Regions from separate parts of the Mus musculus genome. Here regions 1 and 3 are each linked to region 2. A link is a loop called in an ENCODE intact Hi-C map of the cell type or tissue named here. Cell type or tissue: left cerebral cortex. All regions are shown on one strand.

Region 1 (8,000 bases), 55 kb before region 2:
ACCTTGACTGCTATGTACAAGCATGGGCTGCCTCTGAGATGTCAGCTGCAGGAATTTCAGGTTTTTATTGTCTTTCCTAGAAAATGCTGGAAGAGCAGCTCATAACGCATGCATCTGGTGAAGCATGGCGGACCTTCATCTATGGCTTCTATTTCTACAAGATAGTAATGGACAAAGAACCGGAAAGAGGTCAGAGCCAAAGTACATACAGTTGCCACAGGGGCGAGTGCTTTTCCTTTCTCTAACATCACAGTGCATCCTGAGCTCTGTATGTGGCTTTGAGTTGACACTCTGTTAACTTCTTTCAGCATTTGTATGTATTTTAAGCATAAGTGAAAAACAATGCTGGTTTTTCAAAAAGATTTATTTAGCTATTTTTACAAATGAGAGAGAAGGAGAGAGAGAGAGTGAGAGAGAGAGAGAAAGTGTGTGTGTGTGTGTGTGTGTGTGTGTGTGTGTGTGTGTGTGTGTGTGTGTGTGTGTGTGTGTTTACCCCATGTATTTGCAGGTACCAGCAGAGGCCAAAAGATGATATTCAGTCCCCTGGGGCTAGAGCTGCAGGCAATTAGCTATGAGTCACTGTGTAGATGCTAGGAATTGAACATGGGTCTTCTGCAAGAACAACCAATGCTTTTAACCACTGAGCCATCTCTCTGACCCCTTCTCTCATATTCTTTAAATTATCCTCAAATTATTTATAATAACTAATAACTACTGCTATATTATATTGTATTGTTCAGGAAACAAGAAAAGTTTACTCATATTCAATGTAAATACTCTCCTGCCCCCCTCCCCCAAATACTTTCCATGTATGTGATTGACTCTGTAGATGTACAGCTCATGAGTCCAGCGGGCTGAATGTGTGCATTTGCCTGGTTATTTTGGTTCTGTGCACATGAGGCAAACACTCTGCTTCTTATCAATATTGTAGTCCCACCCCTTTTTAGTGAAGAAAAGGAATTCTCCAATGGGAAACAATTCCTAGCATGAGTATATCTAGCTTGCATAACTCTGGCAACACCAAGGACTCAGACCAGCCTCCGTAGTATATGAATTTCAAATGCATGCGGACTGGCTGGAAGTGACTACTTCTTCCATCTGGTAAGTCACTTTTCACCTCTGGGTCCACACCTGATATGGTATAGCCAGTGCCATTGATTGCACTCTTGTCAAGACGGTGTCTATTTTTGTCTTCTAATATGAAAAGAAAAGAAAAATCTACAACAGTTTATGCCCTGAAATTATTATGAGACTGATAAGATTTTTAATTGAATTAAAACTTACATAACATAAAATTAGCCTACATAACAAAAGCCACTAGCAGTATTGAACAACCACTACTTCTTCCTTATTAGCTGTCATTGCCCAACCCCTCTGTTTCCAGCCACTCACTGTGTAAGCACTAGTAGCTTTTTGTTTTCTAAATATGTCATGTGTGTAGAGTCATATAATGTAGGCTTTTATACCTGGCTCCTTTCACTTAGTACAATGTTTGCAAGGTCTGTCTGTATTGTAGCATGTATCAGTCAGAAAGTAAGCATTGTGATAAGGGACCCTTTACTTCCCCTGCGTTTTCCCAGTGGCTATGCAGCAGCCCTCTGCCCCCTGGTACACAGCAGGAGCGGATGACTTTGCCAGCTTCCAACGCAAGTGGTTTGAGGTGGCCTTTGTGGCAGAAGAGCTTGTGCACTCTGAGATTCCTGCCTTCCTCCTGCCCTGGCTACCTAGCCGGCCAGCCTCTTATGCAAGCAGACACAGCTCCTTTAGCCGAAGTTTTGGAGGACGGAGCCAGGCAGCTGCGCTGTTAGGTAAGTTGTCTTTGGAGTCTGGGGATAGCAGGTAGCTGGAGAAGAGTGGTTGCTAGCCCTCGAGCATGTACAGGCCCTGCTTAGAACCACAAGAAAATTGTTTGTGTGTGTGTGTGTTTGTGAGAGGGTCTCCCTGTGTGATTCTGGCTGACCTACAATAAAGATCCACTTTCTTTTACTGGATTTAAAGCAGAGGTTCTCAACCTGTGGCTCATGGCCCCTTTAGATGTCAAATGACTTTTTCAGAGTGGTTGCCTAAGACCACTGGAAAACACAAATATTTACAAAATTAGTTATGAAGTAGCAACAAAAATGATTTATGATTGGGGGGGTTACCCAATATAAGGAACTAACTGTATTAAAGGGCCATAGCATTAGGAAGGTTGAGAACTGTTGGTTAAAAGCATGTGCCATCTTGCAAACAAGAAAAAATAATGTTTCTAAGTACAGCTGGCTGTGGTGAGTTCATCTTTTCATCCTAGCACTTGGGAGGCAGAGGCAAGAAAATATCTGAGTTCAAGGACAGCCATAGGTCTCAAAACACCAAAAAAGGGAGGCGGGGAGCTGGAGAGATGGCTCAGTGGTTAAAGAGCACCAACTGCTTTTCTAGAGGTTCTGAGTTCAAATCCCTGCAACCACATGGTGGCTCACAGCCATCTGTAATGGGATCCAGTGCCCTCTTCTGGTGTGTCTAAAGACAGCTACAGTGTATTCATATACATAAAATAAATAAAATCTTTAAAAAAAAAAGTAAAATTTCTTTCTGGCCAGATGAAGTTAGTAGTACATAGCCATAATCCTAGCCCTTGAGAAGCAGACGCAGAGCAGGGATTATGAATTCGAGGCCAGCCCAGGCTGCACAGTGAGGCCCTGGCTCAAAAACCTAACCAATTCATTTATTTGATAAATAAATAATGTATAACTTCAGCACTTGAATTTTTCCTCAGGGAAATAAACCTAACATGGTTTACAGAAGAGAAAGGCCAGAGTTCCACTATTACCTTTGGTTTGATTGGGTTTTTGTTTGCTTTACTGTTTGGGGATGGCTTTTTGTTTACTTGTTTGTTCCTTTTTTAAAACTTCTGATGCTCGTTTGAGGTAGCAGCAGAAAGCTGCTGTGAAATGCCTGATGTTGATGCATGTACCCTTGGCTTGGCCTGTGGTGGCTCCCACTTCCCCATTCTTATTTAAGTCACTGGGCTGGGATGCTACAGAGGCATCCGAGTCTGGGGAAACAGCACCACGTACCTTCTGCCAGAGCACGGACCTTCTAGTTTCCTATGACAGTCTGTTAGATCTTGAAGTCAGGAGAGACTGTTGCATTCTTTCCAGACTTTTTCCAAAGCATTCCTGGTGAATGAATGTAGGTGGAGCTAGCTAGTTTCTTTTTTAAAAATTCCCTTATACCTGTTGAGACCTGCTCTATTGTGAGGCAGCTCTGGTTGTGAGAGCTGAGCTTCAGGGTTCTTTCTCCTCTGGTGATACTGATCTGCTCTTTAGGTCATTAATAACCCCCTAGCATGCTAAGCTTGTGTCTCCTCTGGTCTTGTGCATATTGATTAGAGTTCCCATGTAGTTGCAGCTTTGTCCATACTGAAAGCCTTCTAGAAGCATCTGCATTTGTCAGATCTTACCCTGGAAGTACAAAGCCAGTGCTAGAGCAATCACTACTTGGCTGACTAGTACATTTCCTTGGGTGGCCCCCAGACTCACCTATTCTGCACTTAACAGACCTGATCATAGAAGAGAGCTGTTGGAAGTCACTGCTGGTGTTTATCCCTTGCCTTTGGTTTTGTGACAGGCTTTCTGACTCTGGAGGAGGATACTCACAGTGTGCCAGCCCAGAGAACACAGCTTTCTGTGGTGTGGAGTGTTGAATAAATTGCTCCTGAGAGTGTCATAAAGTAGGAACATGAAGCCCAGACAGAATCTAGCTTTAATTCATTTTAGTATCAGAGTGAACAAGTAGGTACCAAATGTGCCTCAAGTGCTCAAAAAGCCACAGATAGACCTCACTTTGAGCATTAGTGAGGCTCATGTCATAAACTAGAAGGAAAGCATAATGAGACAGAGAAAAGAGGAGACACAGAGTGGCCAGAGGAGAAGGCAAGTGAGGGAGCTTTATAAACCTTTCTGAGCTGTGTATTTCTTGACTGGGCTGCCATATCAGTTTGCAGACAAGGAATTAAACCAGGAGACATGAAGTACAGCTTTCAGAGACACGTGCCTGTGGCTAGAATTGCAGAAGCTTGGCTCTTCCAGCTCCAAATCAAGAGCTGTGCCCATTCTGCATGCTCCAGGACTGGGAGAATGTCGGTTTTCTGGAGCATCACTCACAACCCGAGCTAATGCGCTGCCTTCCAGTAGCAGCACATTAAACTTCCTGATACAGGAGCCACTCACAGCTTCCACCTGCAGAACCCAGACCCAAGCTGGCTCTTTCAGATAAAGAAAAAACACGAGGAGTAGCGATAGGAGAGCAGACCCTGATTTATAGAAAACTTCAGTATACTGGCTGTGGTTATTGCCCATGTAGGCCAAAGCCCTTACGAGGTTTCATTTCCTGAGGAAATACTGTAGGACCTAATACCTTCCTGGGCTAGAACCAGAAAGTAATGCTTCCTCCGCACTAGTCTGGGCTGTTTTTCCTTTTATCTGTTTGTGGGTCGCTGAATTCTGAAGCTCTTGTGTACAGCCTGGTTGAGTTTCTGAGTTTGTGATAATGGTTAAGATAACATCCCTCTCTCATAAAAGAAAAGAATGGATTGGCCCAGGAGTCAAACTGTGGCATAATCGGCTAAACCTAGCTTATGATTTGCTTTATAACTGGCCCTCCTTTTTATATATTTACAAGTATTTGTGTGTTTGTGCATATATAGAGGCCACAAGATAGCAATGGTGTCCTGTATCACTGTGTGCCTTCTCAGTCCTTTGAGGCAGGGTCTCTTCCTGGAGCTTGTATTTTCTCAGCTAGGCTGGAAGCCAACAGGCTCCAGTGATCCTCTTACCTCTGCCTCCTTTAGAGCAGTGGTTACAAGTGCGTGGGACACCTGGCTTCTATGTGGGCACTAGGGCCTGAACTCTGAGCTTCATTGATTGTGCAGTAGGCACTCTTAAATGATAAGCTATTTCTCCAGCCCCCAGATTTTGTTTTTTGAGACAGGGTCTGACTATATTACAACAGTGTCCTCTAACTTACATTCTTCCTCCTCCCTAAGCCTTCTGAATGCTAGTATTACAGAGTTAAGCTACCATGTGTGACTATAATCACTAATTTTCTTAGATAGAATTTTAGCTCTCCAGCACAGTTGAGCAAAGAATTCCCATAGTTCCCCTGCCTCCTCACACTCAGTCTCCTTCATTGTCAACCCCCATCAGATGACATTTGTCCTGATCCACGAACCTACATGGATTCACTTTCATTACCCCAAACCCATGATTAGGGGTTTACTCTTGGTATTGTGCGTTCTGTGGGTTTGTATAAATTTACAGTGCTGTGTTTTCTGCCATAGCAACATGAGTCACTAAGATTTCATCTGTTCTTATAAAGTTATATTGGAACATAGCTGAAGTCATTCTCTCATGTGGTGTCTATGGGGCTTTTGTCCTGCAGTAGCATAGCTGCTCACAGACAGCTCAGAATGCCTGAAGTGTTTATTATCTAACAGCAAGCAGAACAAGTGTTTTCTAGATCTCTGGGCTGTTGACTAGTGATTTCCAGAGATAGAAGCCTCTGTTGGGCACTTGTGTAATTTCATACTTATGGTGACTCTTGTCCACTCTTCTCTGTTACCCCACTCCTGTACCTCTCTGTGTGTGTCCCACTGTGTGCTGACACAGCTGCTACTGTCCCAGAGCAGAGGACTGTGACCCTGGATGTTGATGTGAACAACCGAACGGACCGGCTGGAATGGTGCAGCTGTTACTACCATGGAAACTTCTCTCTCAATGCCGCCTTTGAGATCAAGCTACACTGGATGGCAGTGACTGCCACAGTGCTGTTTGAGATGGTGAGATCCCTTACTTTCAGGCAAGGGGGTACTTTGTAGAGGTTCCTTCACTTAACCTATTGACCTGTAGGGATAGCCTTAGAACACTAAACACAGGTAAGTTCAGAGTATTGACTAGTGTTTCTTCTTCATCTTGGCAGTACTGACACTCAGCCAGATAATTATCTATTGTGAGTGACTGTGTGCCCAATGTAGGTTGTTGAACAGTATCTGGCCTCTACCTATTAAATGCTGGTAACAAACCCCTGGCTGTGCTAACCAGAACTTGGAATCACCAGTCCAGAGGGAAAAGCAAACCTCCCCTTCCCCCTTGTGTCCTGGGACTTCCATCTAAAAGCAGCCATCATGGTCACCATGTTGGCTAAAGGAGAGTCTGTGTATCTACAAAACAGGAATGGGAGGCTGGCCATGGTGGCTCACACCTAAAAAAAAACAAACAAAAAACAAACAAAAAAAAAAAAACTCAGCAAAAGAATCCCCACAAGTTCAAGGCCACTTAGCTACATATAGTGAGTTCTAGATTGGCCTGGAATACAGAGTGAGAATGCACTTATGCTGGCATGCTGGATACATATTGTTTACATTTTGTTTTCTACTGTATATCTTCCATACCAACACAAGTCAATCTGCCTTGTTTTTTATTTGTTGAATTTAATTTTTTGGGTTTTTTGCCTCATTGGTTTTTTTTTTTTAATTATTTATTTATTATATGTAAGTATACTGTAGTGTGTCTTTAGACACTCCAGAAGAGAGCATCAGATTTCGTTACAGATGGTTGTGAGCCACCATGTGGTTGCTGGGATTTGAACTCAGGACCTTTGGAAGAGCAGTCGGCACTCTTAACCACTGAGCCATCTCTCCAGCCCTGCCTCATTGTTTTTACAATGAGGCTACAGAATATTCTAGTATTTATTTATTCCAGTTTACCTCACCAATTCCCAGTTAGTTAATATCACTGGTTTTAACTTACCATTCTTGAAACAAGGGTGAATTTGTCTTCTGGGGGCATTTGGCTGTATCTACAGATATTTTTGCCAGCTCCACACAGGGGAGGATTTGATATATTTTTAGCATTTGATGGACAGCAACCAGAGTTGACAGTATTAATGAGCAAGTCCCTCAAAGAAGTAACTGGCCTACAGTGTCACAAGAGCCAGGGTTAAGGAGCCTTGCTGGACGGCCATCTTACCTGTCTTTTCTCCTGCTATTCTATCCTGACTGGCCTTTGGATCCTGTGCTATGAATCCAGCCCACAGCACTGCCCATCCCCAGCCTCAGCACTGTAAAATAAGCAGGCTCTCCTTAGCCAGGCTGTGAATATCTTCTCAGAGGCCTCCTTAGCCATACTCCGCTCCTCCTTTCATGCACAGAAGAAATATTTTCATGCGTCACTTGAGCCCCACTGTCCTCTAATACCAGCCCAAGCATTTCAGCACATAGCTAAGGACAGCTGGGAAGTAAAAAGAATTATTTAGTGAATGCTAAGAGATCTCTTAAGAGAAGTAAGTGCAGCACAGGAGAGAGTTGTCATGAGTTTGTAAGCTGAGCCTGCCTGGCGATGTTAACACACACCTTTAATCCCTGCATTTGGGAGGCAGAGGCAGGCTGATCTCTTTGAATTCTGGGCTTTCTAGACTACATAGTGAGTTCTAGGACTGCCAGGACTACACAGAGAAACAGAAAGTCTTGGTAGGTGAGGGGAAGTTTATAAGCCTAATTTTGTCTTATAAAACATGGAGTCTGGGCTGGTGAGATGGCTCAGTGGGTAAGAGCACCCGACTGCTCTTCCGAAGGTCCAGAGTTCAAATCCCAGCAACCACATGGTGGCTCACAACCATCTGTAATGAGATCTGACTCCCTCTTCTGGTGTGTCTGAAGACAGCTACAGTGTACTTACATATAATAAATAAATAAATCTTTAAAAAAAAAAAAACCATGGAGTCTTGGGGATGGTCTGTTAGGTGTCTGTTAGGCATTGACTTTTTTGTATGCCTTAGTATCTTCAAGGACTGACTCCTCCCTTGAAGAGGAACTTTTCCAAAGAGCATCCATAATATCCAAGTAAGGGGGCAGAGTGTCTAGGGAGATGAGTGGCTCAGTAGATAAAGTCCTTAATTGTACAAGGTTGAGGATGCTCAGATCCTCCATGAAAGCACCTACATGAAAGCCAGACATAATTGCA
Region 2 (8,000 bases):
CCTAGCCCAGTCTTTGAAAGACTTGAAGGTCCCTGCTTCCCCCATATCACTATGTTGCTTTCATATGTGCACAGAAACAATTTGAAACTTCAAAAGGATCTAGAGTTGTTGAAGAGGAGACATCTTTGATAAGACCCCTCTGCTTGCCAGTCCTCTGTCACTCTTGATTTCCTTTGCCTTTTTAACGAGTTTGGCTTCTCAGTGTCCTGCCTACATTCTCCGGCATGTCCTGAAATGAGGGCCTTAATGCTTTTCCTCTGAGAAAGGATCCTTTGTAGGCCAGGCCACACAGGGACAGTGGAAGCAACGGCACCAGATGAAGTGCAGCTGCATCACACTTGTTGAAGCTGCTCACTTGACTTTGTGTGTGTAACATGTTCACGGAGTGCACACACGTGTGCATATTGATATCAGGTACTTTCCTCAGTCACTCGCTGCCATAATTTTTGAGACAGTTTTACTGAACCCAGAGCCCATTGGTTAAACTAGAGCAACTAACTAGAATTAGCCTTGGAGTTCTTCCTCTCTCTGCCTCCCCAGGGCTGGGATTAAGGCATGGGCTGTCACTCCTGGGTTTTTTTTTTTAACGAGTTTTTTGAGTGATAAAACAGGCTTTTGTTCGTGTGGAACCGTTACTTTATTGACTGAGCCTTGCCCTTCTCTCTTTTACACAAATCTTTCCTGATCCTTCTGGAATGACTTTCTTCTGCACTATTCAAATTCTATGCTCTCTCTCTTGAGCCCATCCTTGACCCCTCTTGTGAGCCCATTTTGGGGGTCTAGGACTATGGCTCTTTACCACACAGTGACATTTATCATTTCTTCTCCACTCAATAATCTCATTGGATTGCTACTACATAGTAAGCATTGGGTGGATGGCTTGAGATGCCTTGGTCAATTGACACAGACACGAGTCTTGTTACAGGGCTAAGGTGGGATTACATGTGTATATGTGTATGTGTATGTAGATACAATAAGAAAATGAAAATGACACTCAGGTTTTCTCCTATTGGGACACAACTCACAGTTTATTTATGTAGAGGTTGGAATTTCAGGAAAATGACCAATGAGCCATTCAGATGGCTCAGCTGTTAAAGGTGCTTGCACCAAGCCTGCTGACCTGAGCTTGATTCTTGGAACCCACGTGATAGAAGCAGAGAACTGACACCCACAAGCTGTCCTCTGTCTATATGTAGACTGTGGCATGAGTATCCCTCAAATAAATAAATAGATAGATAAATACTTTTAAAGGTGACTGAAAAGAATCTTCTGTTTCTCTACCTGTCTACTGATAAACTATTTGCAAGACTTACATTTGGCATCTCTTCTAAACTGGAGGTGTGGTCGTAAGTCCTAGCCTTTTAGTTTGTCTTTGGTAGTCTCTAGAGACATTTCCATTCCTGAGATCTGCTCTGGGATGGTCCCCACCTTCCTGGCCTTTTCCTCCTGCACTTCCCCTCCCCACTCCCTTCTGTTCTTTAATTTGTCTTTTCTGCAACTGCCCTCTTCTTTCTTCACTTTCATGGCCACCCCCTGAATTCCACTAAGATGGTTACTATAGAAACACATCTCCTGGAAGTGACATCACTCATTTCCTAGGCAACTGTTTCTAGGGTAGTGAATATTAGATCACCATGGCAACTCTTCAGGAGTATACTTCACAGTGAAATGGGAAAACGGAATATTCATGTATTTCAGGGGGTTGGGATGAATCCAGGGGGAATACACACACACACACACACACACACACACACAAAGGTTTCAGAAGAAAGAGAGCCGTGGTTGCTTTGGAAAAAAAAAAAAAGGGAATGAATGTGAGACTGGAGAAGAGTAGAATCTCTGAGACCAACCCTGTCTCCTTCCTAATAACTGGGCTGATCATCTAGCATGTCACCAAGTTGGGGTATTTGAGAGTGAACAGGGATACCATTACTACTATGCACAAGTGACATGAATACTTGATCTTCCCAAGCAAATCAGGGTATATGATCCCCCATCCACAGCTATGCAGGTGCCTGGACTTATTTCCTCACCTATGGCTTAATCCAACAAGCACGGACTCAGCTATTTCTGTGTGTGGCGATTTGGGATACCACAGTAAGCAAAACCAGCCCAGGTATATGTTGTAATGGGATTCACAGTCGTGTGTGTGATGGGAGAAGGAAATCCCATAGTTATTCCAAAACATGCTGTGATACAGATTATGTGCAGGATCCAACAGGGAAGATACCCAACTTTAGGGGAAAGCCTATCAACAGGTATTGGAAGCAGCTAGGGGAGGAGGCTCTATAGCTAGGGATGAGGCAGAGGGTATGTGTGAGAGGGAAGGTTGGCAGAGGAATTAGCAGGGACAAAGAGAGTCCTCAGAAAGCAGGAGGGGGAATGCATCTGGGCATAGTGGCTCACATGACTTCCAGGACTCAGGAGGCTGGAGAGAAAGGCATGTCATGAGTGTTCATTCAACAGTAATTGGAATCTCTTTCTTGTGTTTGCAGTGAAACCTTCGCTTAACCAATGGCCCAGGGAAGGAGAGCAGTATGTGCCGATTTATGTCAGTGGCTGCAGTGGCTCCACAGCCCTGTGAGGTGAGCTGTTTACTGATCCACGTCACAGGAGGGAACCAAGCCTAGAGAGAGAGAAAGAGAGAAAGAGAGAGAAAGAGAGAGAGAGAGCGCAGAGCTTGCTGAGTCTTGCAGCACCAATCCTTATACATGGCTTTACTCATGAACTCACCGTTTTCTCTCTAGATGGTGTTTCTCCAGTGTCCTTAGTTCCTTGGTGGAAGAAAGGAAGGGAAGCCAAGCGCTAAGCCCAGGTTCTCTTAGGCTAGCCACCGTTGCTCTCCACAGTTATCACTGTGGGCTGAAGATCTGAGGGCCTGAGAAGTGATAAGATTCTCTCAGTTTCGCAGAGTGTCACCAAGGAAGTCTGCCTTGGAGAAGCAAGTTTCCCAGGAGGGGGACAGGTGTGGGAGACTAAGTGTGGCTTGGTGTCTTGCCTTTCTTGTCTGGGAATGGGACAATGGCATCTACCCCACAGCCTGTGGTGAAGCTGGCTGAGATGAGTTAGGGACTTGGCAGGGTCTCCCACTGTAGAGCATAACCGATAAGTCTAAATGGTTATTAGAATTAGGGCAGGAGAGCAAGGGGTGTGGACAGAGCACAGCAGGCTTGCGGGTGGAGGTGGGGGAGACGACTCACCAGCTGGCTCCCAGGAGAGAGAGAGAGTGTGATTTGGATCCATCCTTCTCATTCCTACAGTGGAGAAAGAGGCTACGCCTGGCCTCTTGTGGCAAAGGGAGTTTGTAGAGAAAGCCTGGAAGCAAGTAGGTTGCATCCATGAAGATAAGACCCGAGTGGGGTGGCGCAGAAAGCCTGGCTCCTTTGCCTACTTGTGGTCCTATGCCTAGCAATACTAATAAACTACGGTGGTTTCCTGTAGCCTCTAGTTATGGCCCCTTAAAAGCTAATACTACCCGAGACTTAGAAGGAGTGAATAACTGTGACCCCACCACACCCCACCACACCCTACTGCACCCTACCACACCCCACCACATACAAGGCTTCCGCAGTCAGGGTTCAACCAAAGAAAACAGTGCCCTCAGAAGACACCTGAGGAAGCGACTGTGGGTCTGAAATCATGAAGTGGAGGTTGGAACTCTCAGGGACCTGAAGATGTTATCCTTAGGCAGATTTTTTTCCTTCTAAATGGAAACCTTAGTTTTGATTTTAAGGCTTTTCCACTAATTTCATCAAGCCCATTCTGTATGTGGAGATTTCCTTCTTTATTTACAGTCAACTGATGAGGGACCATTATCTGATCCTACAAAATACTCTCTCAGAAGAACATGGGCTAAGCCAGGTCTCGGCAGCTTGTGGGATGTCTTTTTTTTGTTGTTGTTGTTGTTTTTTTTTTTTTTTTCGAGACAGGGTTTCTCTGTGTAGCCCTGCCTGTCCTGGCACTCACTTTGTAGACCAGGCTGGCCTTGAACTCAGAAATCCGCCTGCCTCTGCCTCCCGAGTGCTGGGATTAAAGGCGTGCACCACTACGCCCGGCTCTTGTGGGATGTCTTACTGATTCCTTACTGCATGCTCTGATAGAGTTCCACACACAATCCAGATAACACTCAACATGTTCTCTACAGTAGATATTCTTCTTGTCTCTAACTTCACAGAGTCAGCCTCAGGGAGGACATATTATCTGGCTGTGAACATTCACACACTACAACCCCTCCCATTTAGCTTCTCTGCCTCTGCATGTCCCTCTTTCTGATATGGGGACATTCCTGCAACTCTGGACCTCCTTGCCTTGGCTCCATCTGGCCTCCTGGGGTTAGGAAGTAGCTGCTCCAGCCTGGTAGGTACCACTTTCCTAGGCATTTGCTGCCACCTAGTGGGCTCGCTGGTGTTCACCACGCTCCACCGGAAGGCAGGAGCTGAGTTTGCAAGAGAGTTTGAGGGGCAATGATGAACGCCCCATGGAGTGTCCCCTGGCCCCAATTCAGATTTTTGTAGAGTCCTGGGGATGGGAGTGGGGTCCTAGAAGATTTCTTGGAATTTTGGAGATAGTGCATTTAAAAAAAAAAAGATTTATTTATTATTATATGTAAGTACACTGTAGCTGTCTTCAGACACACCAGAAGAGGGAGTCAGATCTCATTACGGATGGTTGTGAGACACCATGTGGCTGCTGGGATTTGAACTCTGGAACTTCAGAAGAGCAGTCGGGTGCTCTTACCCACTGAGCCATCTCACCAGCCCGAGATAGTGCACTTTTGATACGCTATACTTAAGGCGTGTCCAACCTTTTGACAGCGACACCACTTGTCATCCACAAAATTTCCTCCTGAGAACCTCCTAGACTGCTTTAAGCTGGGTGATGCTGGCGTGCAACCTCAATTCCAGTACTCAGGAGGCAAAAGCAGGCAGAGCTCTGAGTTCCAGGGCAGCCAAGGCTACACAGAGAAACCCTGTTTCGAAAACAAACAAACAAACAAACAGATGAACCTTATAGTTTAAGCTAGTGTACGATTTTTGTTGTTGTTGTTGGCCCACATTCTTAATTATTCTCCACAGCCGCATGTGGCTCCAGGGTTGGATACGCCAGTGGGAGTCGTGGGGGGGAGGGGGGTTACAGCCCGGCCCACTTTCAAGGAGGAGAAGAGAACATGAGGCAGTAGGAGGCTCCTTGAGCAACCAACCCCCTCTTCCTGTCCTGCCCACTAGGCACCGCACACTCACAGGGCATGTGCTACCTGGTGTAGCCATGAGGTGGCAGCTTCCAGCCACTTAGGGGCAGGAGGGAATCCTGGGAGAGATGCTTCATCAGCTGAGTTCTGTGCAGTTACAGGACTGGATGGCGGGAGGCACTCGCAGTTAGTGTGCCTGAAGGGGGCTGGAGACCAAAGCTGTCAGTCACTGCAATACCTGCAGCAGTCAAACTGACAGCCAATCAATCCTGCAGTCATTTTAGCCAACCAGGACAGCCAGTCTAGTTAGATTAGTCAGTCTTTGGCCTAGTCGGCAGGTCTGCCAATCTGGTCTGCCATTCTGTTAGCTTCTAGCTGGTCTTATCAGCATATCAGTCAGTCAGGACACCAATGGCCCCATATTTTCTCCATCAGACCCACAGGTGTTATTGTTTTTGTTAGGTGGTCAGCTGGTGTCCTATGCTCTATTGCTGCATAGAGACATCATGACCAAGGCAATTCTTAAAAAAAGAAAGCATTCAGTTGGGAGCTTGCTTACAGTTTCAGAGGTTTAGTTCATTGTTCATTATCATTCATTATCATCATGGCAGGGATCATGGTGGCCTGCTGCAGGCCATCTCTGGAGCAGTAGCTGAGAGCTACATCCTGACCTGATCAGTAACCAGAGAGAGAGAGAAAGAGAGAGACAGACAGACAGACAGAGAGACAGAAAGAGAGACAGAGACAGAGAGACACTGGACCTGGCTTGGGTTTTTGAATCCCCAAGTCCACCCCTGGTCATGAACTTCAGATCACACCTCCTAATCCTCTACTCCCGGGTGACAACAAAGCATTTAAATATGTGACCTTTTGAGGGCCATTCTTATTCAAACCACCACAGCTGTCCATCAAGCCCCCCCCCCCTCGTGATAGGCTAGTAGGCTAGTGAGATGGCCCAGCAGGTGAAGAAAGACGCCTGTTACCTAGCCTGGTGAGCTAAGTTTGACTCCCCAGAGCCACCTGGCAAAAGGAGAGGACTGACTCTCATAAGCTGTCCCCTGACTCCCACTGACTCCCACAAGTGTGCCTTGGCCACACACACACACACACACACACACACACACCTGCACATAAGACATACATACAAAATAAATAAAAATGTAAATTAAAAAGGCATTTCTTTTTTTTTTTTCTTCTTCTTTTTTTGCTTTTTCGAGACAGGGTTTCTCTGTGTAGCCCTGGCTGTCCTGGCACTCACTTTGTAGACCAGGCTGGCCTCAAACTCAGAAATCCGCCTGCCTCTGCCTCCCGAGTGCTGGGATTGAAGGCGTGTGCCACCACGCCCAGCTTAAAAAGGCATTTCTTAAATGTAGCTTCTTGCATGTGCTGACCTTGCAACTGAGGGAGAGGAGGGTCCAAAGGTGTTCACAGGAAGAAAATATGAAATGGAGACCTTGGCTTTTCCGGATCAGAATCTTCTAGGCCCTTAGGGAATGGTGGATGGTGAGGCCAATACGATCTCAAGGTGGCACTTGGGGGCAGCTGAGATGCCATGTCCCTGTCTGGGCTGGGTGGTGTTTCCAAGCTCAGCCTTTGACTCTGCAGGAGGGAATCTGATCTGATCTGATTTGGACTAGTGATGCCTCCTCCCTTTTCATCCTGTGTTGAGTACAGCATGGGTTCGGATCCTGGCCCTTCCAGGGACGCAGGAGAGCCTGAGTCTATGGTGAAGACAACATTAAAACAAATTATTTTTGAGATTTTTATTTTTTATTTTTATTTTTTAAAGATGTATTTATTTATTTTATGTCGTATATGAGTACACTGTAGCTGTACAGATGGTTTTGAGCCTTCATGTGGTTGTTGGGAATTGAATTTAGGACCTCTGCTTGCTCCAGTCAACTCCATTTGCTCCGGCCCAAAGGTTTACTTATTATTATACATACGTACACTTATCTGTAGCTGTCTTCAGACACACCAAAAGAGGGCATGGTTGTGAGCCACCATGTGGTTGCTGGGATTTGAACTCAGAACCTTCGGAAGAGCAGTCAGTGCTCTTACCCACTGAGCTTTCTCACCAGCCTGATTTTATTTTTATTTTATGTGTGTGGCTGTTTTGTCCTCATGTATGTGTGTGCACCATGTCCATGCAATGCAATACCCATGGAAGCCGGAAGAGGGTCCTCTGGAACTGGAGTTAGAGACAGTTGCTGCCGTGGGTGTACTAGTGACTGAATCTCAGCCCTCTGAGGGTGCAGCCAGTGCTCTGAATGGAGGAGCCATTCCTCCAGGCACTGATGACAGACCTCTTAGCTTTGTTCCTTGCACTGGTTCTGCCTCACTGCATTTCTCTGTGCAACCCCTTAACTGATTTGGACCCCAACATTACCACGAATGCTCTGTTGTGGTATTTACTGTGTGGTATTTACTTTCACAAACTTAGAATTGAGGAGGCCATAAGCCCACTGAAGTGGAGAGATGGCCTGCATTGAAACCATACACAGTTCCCTCCTAGGAGCCTAGGGTATGTGCCCTTGTGCACATCATAGCTTCTTTCTGGCTTTTGTGGTAGTGGGGGGGTGGGTGGGCATGTGCTCTGTTCCATATTCCCCAAGGACTGACTCTTAATGTGGAAGGAAAATTCCTAAGGGAAGCACCTAAGGATATTGTGGAATTTTGTCCAGCTACAGTTTAGAAACAGGGAACAGAATCTTGCTTTTTTTTTTTTAGTTGAACACTGATTCTTCTCTCATACAATACATTCCAACCAGAGTTCCCCCTCCTTCCATTCCTCCCAGCTCCACCCCCCCCC
Region 3 (8,000 bases), 280 kb before region 2:
CCTTTGCCCACTTCCCTTGAGACTCAGAACAAGGTTATAACCAAAGTCCGACTAACCTTAAAAACCTTAACTCCTACCTCATGCCTGTGGCCCCCAAGTCTTACCTCCCTTTCTAGCAAGGGAATACTGTGAAAAGACAAAAGGGGTGATTCTGAAAGGGGAGCCCAAAATATGAGCCAGTTCTGCCCAGTACGTAGGATGTAAGGGCCACTGCAAGCACACGGGGAGGACTGTGAGGACATGCTGTTCTGGGGCTCACAACCATGTCCTTCTCCATCCACCACTGCTTGGGACGAGGCAAGGATACTTGGTCCTCAGTGGAATGGAACATTCCAACTTAAGTCAACAAACGGAGCAGCCCAGTTAGCAGTTATTATAAGTGTGTATGGGTGTGAGGGGTGAGGTACTGAGTGGGCATGTGTGTGGGGGGGTGGGTGGTACAGGTGTACTCTCCGGTTTGTGCACACCTCCTATTTCTGACTTGGTAGGTTCTGGTCTGGGCAGATGAAAGGCAGGCAGACTCCAACAAGCCCTTCCTGGGCAAGAGACCCGCAAAGCCCAGATCATGCATCTCCTGCTCCCTTTAACTCATGGCCCCACCCTACAGGTCTTCGGCCATTTCTACCTTAGCTTCCTGAGGCAGGGCCTCCTGGCAGGTGTGCCCAGGGAGGCAGCTAACTCCTTTTGCCTCTATTCCTGGGCTGGAGGTAGACAGACTTCATAAGCCACAGACAGGAAAACGGATCCTCCCCAGGCAAATCCAACAGTTCTTCTGGGAAGTCATAAGCATGGAAGAGGGGACAAGGAGAAGGCTAGATGGCCTGTTATCAGGTCAGCAGCTGAGGGTGGGGTGAGAGAAAGGGACAGACAAGTGTTCTTCAATTTCTCAAAAATAAAGAAAGAAATCTTCTCTTGCCCCAAGGCAGAGACAGTATGTCATCCATTCCTTGCCCTCTGAGGTTAAGTCTACAAGGATGCTTCCCTCTACCAGGCTGAGGCAGCACAGGAGAAATGCATGCTGGGAGCCCAGGGCCACCCCCAATGCCTGCCTGTACTTCCCACACTTCCCAGCATCTTGCTCACTTCCCTCACTTCCTGCCCAGCCTTTTGGGGACTAGAGAAGCTATAGGATGTGAAGGAAATGAGCTCAGGGAGACCAAGTGCGGGGGCGGGGGGGGGGGCGGGGGGGGTTCCCTGGGGGGGGCGCAGGAGAGCAAGACCACCCAAGGGATTTCCCAGGCCCTAACTATGAAAGAGCCAACTACATGTGCTAGAAGGCACTCCCACCCAGACCTCCCAGCCTCAGGACAGGGAAGGAAAAGAGCCCTGAAAAGCTTGCCTGATGCTCCAGGTCCCACTTGTGGCTTCTATCAGCTCAGTCACTCCCGAGACCAGCCTCACTCCAGTTTCTGGGCTCTGGTCTTCAGGTTCTCTAGCTTTGGCTAGGTTCTGAAGCGTTAGCCTCAGAGCAGGCAGGGGCTCTGGTTCAAGCTGAGGGCGGGGGGCAGGCGGAGCAACACTAGACACTGTTAAAGCTAACACTCCCTCTGAGCTCCAAGCCAAGCAACAGAAGCCCGGAGGGCCCTTTAAGAGGAGGGGCTACAGCCTGGAGAAAAGAGGAAGAGGCCAGCAGGGGCCCTGGCCCCACCCTGTCATAGCCTCCTGACTGACCAAAGACTGACCGCTCCCCACTCAACACCCAGCAGAGCCACAAGGGCCCAGCACTCTCCAGAGGATGCCTCCTGGGAGTTCAGGGACCCTGGATCCTCAGCATCTGGCTGGCTTCTGGCTTCAGCCCTTGTCATCAACCCTACAAGACAGAGGCCTTGTAAGGACTGTCTTCTTCACTCCAAAGCTACTTCCGGCATCCCCTCCAGAAGTTCTACAGATGCAGTAATCCTTACAATTTCTTCCTACACCTGATCCTGAATTAACAAGGTTAACCCTGGCAACTTCATCTGTCCCCCAGGGCCATAAAACTCTGACACATAAAGCCCAGACTCTAGAGGTAAGGTGGATGGATGAACAAGAAAAGCTTCTAACAGCCACCACTCACCCACAGCCTAGAAACCAGGCAGTGCTTTCAGAGCTGGGAATACCTTGTGGAATTCCTCTTTTCTTTACACTGAAGGGGAAGATTCTGGACTGCAGTCAGCAGACCATCCATAGCCTGCCCCACTGGCATTCAACTAACATAAAAGGATAGGAATGGGCCTAACATTTTCTAGGGAAAGAGGAAGATCTACTGGGGGAAATCAACATTCTATCAAATGAACTTCATTCATGTCTATGTAGTCAACTCAGCAATGGCCAAGTGGGACTTAGTCTTTCATGCTAGACTAAAGGGTACATCTACAGCCCCTCTGACCACACTGAATTTCACTCCCCTGATTTCATAACCTGATTGGAACTAGATGACATCCTGTTAAGAGGACTTAGGGACGGGTGGATCACAAAGCTGAAAAATCACTGACATTGTTTAGACACAGTGCCACACACCTGTCCTCTTCACCTGGATCAAGCACAAGCAAGCCTTATGTGACAAGCTCAGGGATGACGCTATGGCAGAGGCAAGCAGACTTTCTAGCAGACTAGAGGGCTATCCTGTGAGACTTTCATGATATTATTCCACACCCACACCACACCACGGGGCTGGGGACACAGAATGCACAGAAGCTGCCTTCATTCACTCGACCTGTGCACCAGTAGACAGTCCTAATTAGTCCCTGACCTCTGAAGATTAACTGGAGTCTGGGGCAGTGGCTCAGTTCATAAAGCACTTGCTTTGCAAGCAGGAGACCTAAGTTCGATCCCTGAGGACCTGGACACCACATGTCTTTTTTGTAAGCAAACACCTTTAGGATTTCAAATGATAGTTAAAAGATGATTTTCTTTCTGGGGAACCCTACCCCATCATAAGATTAGCTTACTACATAGAGGTCCCTTTGGGATACCCATGCCCTTCTATTCTGGGCCTCTGCTGGCTGAGACTGCCACCTAGTGCCAATGAGAGGCTTTACAGGCTTGAAGACCACTTAGTTGCCAACAACCGAAGACAAGGGATCTGGAGCTGCTTAGTAGAGCACAGGCTAAACCCAAGATGGGTGACTTTCGTGCGTTCCCTGTTTGTACACTGTCTAATGCTCTGTGTCAGGGATTAAATGTAGTTGAGGGACAAGGATAGCAGGTGCTCACAGTCACCTCTTATTACCAAGTGTCCAGAGGCACAGTAAATATGGCTGCTATCTCTGAGTAGCACAAGAAGTCACAGGCAGGTTCATTTTCTACATGTCCAGCTAGAAAGCCTGGGCAAGCATGAAGTATTCTCCACACAAGATCCTCTCAGTCCTCCCCAGTTCCTCTTTTTTGTTCAGAAATGTCTCTTAGGAACCTCACCATAAACAACGTCTAGAAAAGCCTGCAGCCCAGGGCATTCACCTCCACGTTGAGTGTTACATGGATCCTGAGATGGCCTGTGCTGGGGCAGGATAAGCTCAGCAGAAAGCATCCCATAGCATCCCAAGCCTCCAAGTCATCACTGGCCAGCCTAGGACAGGCCTCGTTTGTTCCCAATTTTATTTTATGCCATCCTGTCCTATTCTATTTCTGTCAAGATACCTAGAGTCTCAATCAGTAGCCAGGTTAGCCTGGAACTCACTAAATAGGTCCCAAGTGGTGTTGAAATTGTGGCAGCCCCCCTGCCTCAACCTCCTAAGATCTGGATTATAGGCTGACTTTGTTTTTAAACTGCACATGTTTAGACACAGGCCTCAGCTTTCCCACACAATGCCAGGGTGGCAATCTCCCAATGGTACAGAGCTGTGCCTCAGCTGAGGGTGTCAGGAAAAGAAATTAGACTGGAGCATGGGTTGGAGGTTGGCCACACGGTGGACAGCCTGAGCCACCTAATAGAGTGGCTGCATGTCTCAGAGCCATGGGTCCCGCACAGAAGCAGCAAAGGTAGGGCCTGGAGATCCCTGAGAGTCCTTTCTCCTCTAGAACTCAGTTCTCCGAGGACAGGTCCCGCAGTGTCAGAGAACTGCTCCAGACAGTGGCACTGCCACAGAGGCCAAGCAGGTAAGTAGGTTTTCCACAGCCAAGTTCACTCCTTGCCCATTTAACATGCACAACTGTTTTCTCAGCACCTACCGCGCACTCCTTGCCTACACATACATACACAGCCTCATCTAACAACTGCAGAAAGTCAGCAGCAACCCTGCTTCTAAATAACACGGCTACACAATTTACATTCACTTCAAAGCTGTCGGAGCATGCGAAGTGCTGCCCACAGCTGTGCACATCTGTGTGAGACAGCAGCACCCTGAGGTGTGGGGAAGGAAGGAAGGAAGGAAGGAAGGAGTGCCAGGGGAAGCACCTGGGTCCTGCCTCCCTGTGAGGCAGCTGAGGCTGATGGTAAAGATGCAGGGCTAAGTGGGTGTCCTTGACCAGCATCCCTCAAGTCCAAGCTTGGCCTCCGCATTGCTGTCTGCACCGCTCTTCAGACCATGTTTACACAAAAGGCCCAAGATCAAGCCCAAAGTAAGCATCCCTGCTTATGTTTCTCGAGTGTATAGGACAGTATTTTAAAGCAAGAATTTATAGTGCTTTTAAAAAATGCAAAGAAAAATCAAATACAGCACATGGAGATAAACCAAACATCAGTATTAACAACTCCCGGGCAGAGGCATTCCCTGTAACAGCCGATTTTCTTAACTTTTTTTTTTTTAAATCTTATTTATTTTACATGTATGAGTACACTGTAGCTGTCTTCAGACGCACCAGAAGAGGGAGTCAGATCTCATTACAGATGGTTGTGAACTACCACGTGGTTGCTGGGATTTGAACTCAGTACCTCTAGAAGAGCAGTCAGTGCTCTTAACCGCCGAGCCATCTCTCCAGCCCCGTTTTTCTTAACTTTTGTATTCCATACAAAAGCGTTCACAGGGCTGGAGAGATGGCTCAGTTGGTACAGCGCTTGCCTGAGTTCAGATCCCCAGGATCCTCATAAACAAAACCTGGTGGAAAAAAACCAAACCAAACCATAAAACCAAAAACTAAGTGTGCTGCAATGCACCTGGACCCCAGGGACGACAACCTAAGAGGAGGATCTGTCTCTGTAAGCTCACTACATTGGCAAGTTCCAAGGCAGTGAGAGACCTTGTCTCAAAGAGTAGAAGGAGCCCAAAGACTGACACCTGAGGCTGTCTTTTGATCTTGACCACATTGCATTTTTCTGTGCCTATACAAAACCTGTTCCTACCCACAAACATATACATGAATAAAAGCATGCACACTAAAAAAATAAAAGACTACACAGGAGGTTTACATGTGTAATCAAACACATGGGAAGCTGAGGCAGGTAGACCATCAATTTGAAGCTAGCCTGGGCTACACATGGAGACTTGCATCTCAAAAATAAAAACAATGAGGCTGTAGCACTTTGAGAGCTTTTCGGCCTACTGTGGGGTGATGAGAAGGCCCTTCACAGGCTCACACTCATCTGCACGCTCCGTCCCCAGCGGCTGACCTGTTTGCAAGGCTTAGCATGTGTGCTGCTGGGGTTGGACTTAGAGGTTTCAAAAGTCCAGGCCAGGCCTACTCTGTCTCTCTGCCTGCCTGCCGCCTATGTGTCAGGATGAAAAGCTCTAAGCTGCTGCTCCACACCATGCCTGTCTGTTTGCCACCATGATGACAATGGACTAACCTCTGAAACTGTAAGCAAACCGCCAACTAAATGCTTCGTTTTGTAAGAATTATGGTGGTCACCGTGTCTCTTCACAGCTATAATGAAGGGATCTATTAGGTCCAAGCATGGGAAACAGCTCCAACAAGTTTCGCCTTTCACCTTTCTTCTCCGTACTAAACAGATTACATTTTTAGCCCCCAAGGCCCATTCCCTTATCTGGCCACTGACTCACTCCTGAGACAAACCTCCAAGGTCCAACAATCAAACTCATTACTTGGCTAATACGTTTAATCAGGACTGAGCAACTCATCTTAGCACAGACTCTCCCTTTTCCTCTTTAAAACCCCTCTCCTGAAGACAACCAAGCCCACCTGCTGCTTGCGGTCCCCACACACCCCACCCCTGTAAGAAATCTTTGGGCTGAGAATTTGGTGTCTGGATGTATCCTGTGACACTCTGGGGGGCCTCCGTCATCCCTTACAAATAGCACAGTAATTAAGACACTTCCCTCTCCTTTCTATTTTGTATGAGTGCTGTGTCCTAGAAGCAATGCATCTTGGATAAAGAAATTTTAGCTGCTGGTGGTGGTGGCAAACACTTTTAATCCCAGCAGAGGCAGACAAATCTCTGAGTTCCAATCTAGCCTGGTCTACAGGGCAAGTTCCAGGGCAGCTAGAGCTACACAGAAAAACCCAGCTTGGGGGAAAAAAAAAACTCAAAAAAAATTTTTTTTAGATTTTTTTTTCATGTGTTTGGTATGCATGTATACACATATATCACATGCATGCTAGAATTTGAAGAGGGTGTCTCTGGGGCTGGGGAAGCCGTGGAGCTGTAGGGAACAAAACTGGAGCAAGAGTGGGACTGAGCAGTGTCCAAGCCCTGCAAATCTATTCCTGAAACTGGCTGGAGTAGGATTGCTATCCTCTATCCAGGAGCCTGCAGAGCCCCAGCCCTTTCCTCACCAGAGGAACATGAAACTGGTAGCCAGGCTAAGCTTCCTCTTCCCTTACAAGGTTCAGCAGTACCTAGAATTCATCCTTATGCAAATCCCCAGGACCCTGGCCCCAGCCAATGATGTACACTCACTCCCCAAAGGTTTAAATAGCCTTTGTTTTCCCCTTTAACCAAGCTGCCTCACTGAAGCCTGTTTCTAGACAGCCCAGAGTCTGTTGTTGGCTCACTTGATGCTTGAGGTCTCTATTCCTGACACCCCACCCCACCCCATCCCATTTCCTGCCTTACTTCCCCAGGTAGGATTCACCGGTTGTGACTACAGGCTGTCGTGCAGGGCAGGGAATGATGGGTGTCAGATCCTCTGTGTTAGCATTAATTAGGCATTTCCACTGGCCTGCTCTCAGGGACCTAGTGGTAGCAGTTTACATCATCATCTGCTGCTGTCAGGCACACCAGGTGCAGTGCATAAAAAGGCCTTGGCCACCCCCAGATCTGCCTGCCTGTCTGTCTTGTCTGATCTCTCTGTCTCTCATGTTCCCACTCCAAGCTGCTCTTTCACTCTCCCCCATCTCCCAATAAACCTCTTGCCATACATCTCAAGTGTGGCTTGATTTCTTAGCTGCACACCTAGGCACACACCCACCAAAGGCACTCAGGCCACTTTATCCTACACTCTGGAACTGCAGTTATGGTTGTGAGCCATCACCATGCTCACAGCTATGCTGGGAAGCACACCTGCTTTCTCTGCAAGAGTAAGTGTTCTTAACCATTAAGCCATCTCTCTAGTCTCCTAATCTTGTATTTTGAGACTGGCTTCTCACTGGTTTAGAGCTCACGGATAGGCTAGGGAGCTGGCCAATGGGACTCAAGGGCTGATCAGTCCCCACCTCTGCAGCACTGGGTTACAAGTGCACATTACCATCCTGCTTTTTATACCTGGGCTCTTATCAGAGCCAAAGTTATGGTTTGGGTTTAATTCCTGTGTCTAAAAGATCCATGAAACAAAAATGCCTTTAACTTGTAAACCCCTTCCTCAAGAACACACACTGGAGGCTACTGTTTATGAGATAGCGAGGCACATGTTTTTACTCCGACCCAACCACACTGGATGGGCTTCATCACATGTGTGTGGAAGTACGAGCAGAAAAGAGAGCAGGAGGTATGCTTGCCAATTGGATATAGGCCGGAGGTATGCAGGCAGAAGTATGGTGGATAAATGCTTGCCCCTGACTGGACTTGAAAGGAAACACACGCCCTTGTGGGTTTGCCTTTTTAAGCCTCTGCAAAATGTAATGGCAAGATGCTATTTTCTGGAAACCCAGGAATGGCCCTGGCCATCCTGTCTATCATCCTGGCC

Evidence for each region. Hi-C counts contacts between places; a loop is a spot of excess contacts. Peaks named below come from ENCODE experiments on the same cell type or tissue, not always from the same donor. Only the 100,000 strongest peaks of a DNase experiment are listed, where the experiment ranks them.
Region 1: a loop joins it to region 2, with 2.7 times the contacts of the local background. A loop is called at or near these places in 6 of 42 quality-filtered maps.
Region 3: it touches region 2 in a loop (2.9-fold over the local background); 2 of 42 quality-filtered maps call a loop at or near these places.

Annotation. Positions count from the first base shown.
Region 1 is chr5:32,973,737-32,981,736 of GRCm38, forward strand. It overlaps Depdc5 (DEP domain containing 5), which reads left to right. Exons shown (of 43, transcript NM_001170567.1): 37 at 81-189; 38 at 1,581-1,808; 39 at 5,649-5,818. Among named protein-coding and RNA genes, the nearest start is that of Ywhah, 41 kb to the right of the region's middle. In left cerebral cortex, no CTCF peak of the experiment used is centred here; a DNase peak (open chromatin) is centred at 3,662; H3K27ac peaks cover 3,725 bases.
Region 2 is chr5:33,029,044-33,037,043 of GRCm38, forward strand. It overlaps Gm29892 (a long non-coding RNA gene), which reads left to right and starts at 2,135. Exons shown (of 4, transcript XR_868337.1): 1 at 2,135-2,258; 2 at 2,496-2,585. In left cerebral cortex, CTCF peaks have their summits at 3,300 (motif pointing left), 4,386 (motif pointing left), 4,387 (motif pointing left) and 5,267; DNase peaks (open chromatin) are centred at 1,548, 3,215 and 4,369; H3K27ac peaks cover 1,594 bases.
Region 3 is chr5:32,744,844-32,752,843 of GRCm38, forward strand. The region is part of intron 3 of Pisd (phosphatidylserine decarboxylase); the gene reads right to left. Among named protein-coding and RNA genes, the nearest start is that of Gm52771, 15 kb to the left of the region's middle. In left cerebral cortex, CTCF peaks have their summits at 1,695 and 3,004 (motif pointing left); DNase peaks (open chromatin) are centred at 1,046, 1,580, 3,002, 6,606 and 2 more places; H3K4me3 peaks cover 1,449 bases; H3K27ac peaks cover 2,997 bases.